2 separate regions of the Homo sapiens genome follow, and region 1 is linked to region 2. A link is a contact called in ENCODE Hi-C data. All regions are on one chromosome and are shown on one strand. The core of a region is the stretch at or near the end of the contact, and the rest is flanking DNA. Distances in the headings are between cores, read along the strand shown.

The links. A loop is a pair of places that touch in the nucleus more often than their neighbours do. Pooled maps may share reads with other maps.
Region 1: a loop to region 2 is called in a map of ascending aorta, with 2.5 times the contacts of the local background. The contact joins the promoter of SNX7 here to the promoter of DPYD in region 2. A Hi-C loop is called at or near these places in 1 of 168 maps with a recorded cell type or tissue (ascending aorta), 1 of 37 single-sample maps with no recorded cell type and 5 of 50 pooled maps.

What each region holds. Positions count from the first base shown.
Region 1 is chr1:98,660,279-98,662,978 of GRCh38, reverse strand. SNX7 (sorting nexin 7) reads right to left here and starts at 1,258. Exons shown (of 9, transcript NM_015976.5): 1 at 1,068-1,258. The coding sequence starts at 1,247. SNX7-DT (SNX7 divergent transcript) reads left to right here and starts at 2,207. Exons shown (of 1, transcript NR_189290.1): 1 at 2,207-2,672. RefSeq lists silencers at 877-946, 1,177-1,296, 1,317-1,456.
Region 2 is chr1:97,919,654-97,922,353 of GRCh38, reverse strand. It overlaps DPYD (dihydropyrimidine dehydrogenase), which reads left to right and starts at 1,320. Exons shown (of 23, transcript NM_000110.4): 1 at 1,320-1,470. The coding sequence starts at 1,432. RefSeq lists a silencer at 1,115-1,514.

The DNA of each region.
Region 1 (2,700 bases), core at 9-2,508, 740 kb before region 2:
TAAATATTCGGAATACAAACCTGGGCCTATCATTCCATTTAAACCGAAGTAGAAATAAGTTTTATATACTCCTCTTTGGAGTCAGAGTATGCATGGTCACTTCCTAACTTTGGTTTGCTCTCCCAGAGTAAATGCGGTGGTTAAGTAGGTCGTTTGCTTTACCTAATATCTCCAGGTAACGTTAAAATGAACAGGCTTCTTAGTAATGAATACAGCGTTGTGATCTGAACTCAGGTCTTCTCTCAGCAGCAACTTGAGAAACTGGAGTGACATTCAACCTCCCTGCAAGAAAGGTATTTTTCTTTTCTAAAACCCTTTAAGAAATTACAAACACCAGTCTACACGTACCAAAAGTCTACCACTAGCCCCCACAAGTCAATTTCCCTCCAACAGTAAAATAAGCAAATAAGAGCCTTTGGTCCTAAATTTCCCGGGGGCAAGGAAAAACGAAAGCACTGGCTGTGGGTTGGGTGGCAGTAGCTGACCATCTGAAAAATCCTTAGCTCCTCAGCGGAGGAGCTTCCTGTTAGAAACAACCGTTTTCTCCTGTTCAGGGAGATTTCCTAGAACCTATTCCCACAAGACCCGAGACTCACCCAAGTCTCAAATCCACAAGCAACAACACTAAATTAAGAATAATTTCTCTAAACTTGGCTGCTCTCCCAGAGTTCAGGGCTGGCCTCGCCCGAAAAGCAGCTGGCGGGAGCGGTTTTGAGCCACCAGCCTCCCAGGTTCGGGAGCTGCCGCGAGGAAGATGTCTGTGTCAGAGAAGCAGAAAGGGAAAACAAATCACAACTTTGCAGACTCCACTAAGCCACAGCCCCGCCGAACGGAAGGTCAAAGTGCGGAGGAGGGAGCGGCTGCGGTTTGAGGCCCCGAGGCGACGCGGCCCCGGGTGCGGCCAGAGCTGGCAGGCGGGGTCCAGCAGCCCGGGGGACCTCACTCGTCCCCAGCTCAGAGCCACCGCCCCGGGAGGGCAAGCGCGCCAGAGGCAGCCGTCGGCGCAATGCTGGCAACGCCCGGAGTTGCCTTGGAAGTTTCCCGGGACTCGCCGCCGCCGCCCTCACCTTGCTGAACACCTCCAGGTCGTCCTCGTCCTCGTCCAGATCCAGCACCTCCGCCTGCAGCAGGGCGGAAGAGCCACTGCTGCCCGGAAAGGGGGCGCCGCCCCCCGGGCTCTCCCCGTTGGCGCCCCCGGCCGGGAGGCCCGAGGAGGGCGCCTGCGATGCCCGGCGCTCGCCCTCCATCCCGAGAGTGCGCGCCCAGCCGGCCGCCACCGCCGCCGCCAGCCCGGCTCCCCCGAGCGTGCCCATTGGCTCCCACGTCTCCTGCACCTCCCCGGCCGGCCCCGCTCCAGCCCCTCGCCCGCTGCGCAGACGCGGAACTGCCGGGACCAGCGCTGGCCCGGGCCGGGCGCATCCCCACCTGGCCTGGGGCGGGCTGGAGGGGCGGAACTGGGACTCTCGGACTCCGGCTACGTTGGAGAAAGGGTTGGCTGTACCCTGGAGAAGAGGAGAGACTCAAAGGTAGGAGGTGGGCGTCCTCGCATTGACCCAGTCGGGGGCCACCGAGTGACGGTTTCCGCAGTGGCGGGGTCTGGGAAGAAGCCACGAAGCGAACCGTCCACTTCGCGGGATCCACAGCGAGGCTGGAAGGCACCCGACCCAGCCTTGCCAAGAGAAAAAAAAAAAACAGCAATAACAATACTGTATTTCCTGTATTCAGTGGTTGCCTTTCTTCTTGGTTGTGATTTTCGAGCTAATGTAAAAATAAAGACATGAAAACTTCCCGTTTTGTTAATTGATTTTTGACCCAGTGACTGGCCTGTGCGGTCATTTCACTGTCGAGCCAGGAAAGCTGAGCTTTACAAACTATTTTCAGCCACTTTCAAATGCATCTTTACTCCTGGACGTCTTCCTGAAGTTAATGAGCAGAATGTTACCAAGACCCAAGGACAACTAGCAAGTCTGGAAAATTGCCACCGAGAAATAATCTTCAGTCCTTGCATTGCCAAGGCAAAGCTTTAATTATTTAACTGCTTATTATTCAAAAACAAAACTAAGTTCCAAAACTAATGGAAAATTTTGCCCACGTTGATATATTCTTTAATTTATCTTCAGGTTTTATTTACTTCCGTCAGCCCCACCTCTTTTCTGTAGGCCCATTTAAAAATTTTTAAATACATTAAGCTCTATGTAAGAATTCCTTATTTGGGGAAATAGAGAATATCTTTATTTCTGATTAGAGGCAAGGCCTTAATAATATATTATCTCCTAATCATTCAAATGTATTCCCATTGATTTCAGACGTGCACCCACCCTTCAGTCAGGTTGGTCACTGCCCCATGAGTATCCACATTTGTTTCTGTGCTTGATGATTTCTGTACTTTAAATGCCATCTCCTGCCCATCCTTCAGAAATTAAATATAGTCCCATCTCTTTCAGAAAGACTTTCTAAATGACAGTCTGTTCTCAATTTAGCATTTAATTTTATTCCATCTTGCAGATTGTATTTGTTTCATGTACAAGTTTTCCATTCCTTAGTAAATGATAACATTTTCAGGTTGAGGATCCTGATATGTATTAACCACAGTATCAGATGTACTCTCAAAATGCTCTCTGCTAATTTCTGTAAATAATATAAGTTATTAAAAGACTTTATTTTTTCCTTGATAAGCTTATTCTGACTAGTAAGGAAGAT
Region 2 (2,700 bases), core at 71-2,570:
CATAGATTAAATGAGGCAATAAGGATAAAGGAGTCAAAGATGATTCTAAGGTTTCCATTTAACTTTCTAGTGTCTGTTAATATTTGATTCAAGAAAAATGTATCTGTCTTTTAGTAATTTCCAGGTTCTGGAAGGTAATCTGATGGTTTGTTCAGAGAAGCCTTCTCAACCACGCAAGGTACCCATACCCTAGTTATTCTGTCCTATTTTTCTTTTATCTTACAAGCAGGCATCACATTTTCTTACTTGCTTATTTTGAGTATAATCTCCATGACAGTGATGTGTATTCTTGAAGACTATATCCGGAGAACCTAGCACAGTGTCTGTGTCTGGCATATTGAAAATGCTCAATAAACATATTCGTTGAATAAAACGATGAATGGACTAATGAAAAAATAATAAGGGAGAAATACTTGACTCCAAGGTGTCACTACCTAGCCAAGTGCATGAAGGAGTGCCGCAAATGTCCTAACGGAAGTAGAAAGTGTTATGGTAGAAGAGAGGTGGGATGCATCTAACAGGGGTGGGGGGGGGGCGGGGAGAAAAGGAGAGAGGTCTGGAGTACACATATCCTCAAAAAACGAGGTGAATGTTTTCTGGATTGGGACCAACTCTACAGGAAATCTCTCCCTTCTCCTCAGCAAGCTCTAGAGCAAAAACGAAGAGCAACTTTTCAAAAGAGTTTCACGTTTTAGAATAAAAAATATTTAAAAAAATAACCATTAAAATGAGACTTTCCTGCAAAAAGACAACCTTGATTATGTACCACCTGCAGCACTTCCTGTATGCTGCTGCGGGCTGTGGATGTTTTTGCTCGCCTCCCTCCCCTCCCCGCTGGGGCTGTGAACTCTCAGAAGACCGGTGCTTTGGTATCCTCCACTGCAGCTCAAACCCCGCCCACCTACTTGGTGGATGGATGGAGGAACATCTACTATTTCATCCTTGAGGAGTTCCTGAAAATGCAGTTGCCCCTCAAACAATGTATCTACATCTCGCGGGGTTTCTGTGGAAGAAAAGAAAAAGTGCAAGTTGTTGCTTGGAGCGCGGACTGCTTTTACCTTTGCCTGGGGATCCCTCCTATCTGGCCCCGCCTGCCTAGCTCTGTTTTTAGCAGTTTAGAGATTAAAGGCCAGTCCCCAGAGCGGGTGCTCTACTCCCTCCCTCCCTTCTGCTTGCAGGCTGGGGCGCGGAGCGGGCTGAACTGGGAAGGCCGGGCTGCGGCTGCCGTGCCTGGCGCGGGAGCCGCAGGACCGAGAGCGCAGCCCCGCCCCGGGGGCGTTGCCGCCCCGCGCCCGCTCCGCCCCCGCGCCGCCGGCCCTAGTCTGCCTGTTTTCGACTCGCGCTCCGGCTGCTGTCACTTGGCTCTCTGGCTGGAGCTTGAGGACGCAAGGAGGGTTTGTCACTGGCAGACTCGAGACTGTAGGCACTGCCATGGCCCCTGTGCTCAGTAAGGACTCGGCGGACATCGAGGTACGGACTTCGCGCCGGCTCGTCGGTGGTGGCGGGGTGGTGGGGAGTGCTCTGCGGGTAGGTGCCGGGGAGGCCCCCGCGGCCCCCGCACCCCGGAGAGTGAGAGACGCGGGAAAGTTTCCCCCGTGGGAGCTCTGCGGGGGAGCGGAGGAGCGCGGAGCCACAGGCCCGCGTGGGCAGGCGGGGAGCTCAGGGGAGGACTTTCCGCTACTGGAGGGGTTGCCCTTTGCGTCGGGACCTGTTTACTTCGGAAGAGATTTCAGGAAGCCTGTCTTGTCCTCCTCTGAATGTCAGTGACTGAAGAAGCACTGGAGTTCCAGAGAGGTGGACTCTAGGGGGTAGGAGTGCCCATTTCCCACACGTTCTACCCCTTCACCTCCTGTATGTCGTTTCTGGACACCTCCACTGCCCCCATTTCCAATAGCTGAATCCTGCTATTTGCAAAGGTGAAGCATAGAAATAAAACATCTGTGTGTCAGCTGTAGCAGTCGCCTCTAGTCATAGTATTGTTTATGAAATAATTTAACATGGAGAGAATGGAACGAAGTATTCAGAACATGAAAAATGCAGTGCCCTCAGAAAAACTAACTGTATTTTTCTCTCCTCTCAACGGTTTTTGATTCCCTCTTGCACTCCGTTTCTGTTAAAAAAAATCTTTTTTTATGTAAATAAGGTCCTACCTGAAACGACATGGCATTTCCTTTCTCTCTAGTATCTTAATATATGCGATGAAAAGGATTTAATTATCAACAGTGATTTTACACATACTAAACCTAGGTCAGCACTTTTGAGCTAAGACAAACTGATTTTTAGTTTTCTGTTTTGTTTGGGGCTTTTCTTTATTTGAGTCTTCTACTCTGGTAGAAAATTATGTGTGTGTGTGTTTTCTTTAGAAATAACAAAATTTTCCTTTCGTCAGTCCTTTTGGCGGCTTAAGTAAAAGTTTTGCAAACCACCTGTTTGCAAAATAGCTGCTTTTGCCACATTTTGCCTCCGTAATTGAAGAAACTTTATATTCTGGGAGGAAGTAGTCCTGTTTTCTCCAGGCTCCATAACTTGGTTTGAAAAATCATTTTAGTAACAAGAGCCAAAGTGTATTATGTGGACATCTCTGGTTAGTTTACTTTTGGTTTCTGTTTTGGAGAGTTGACTTTTTGATATTGAGCAATATGATATATTTAACAAATAGTTGTTCATCTGTGTGCAGGATAATAGATACTTGTCTTTTTC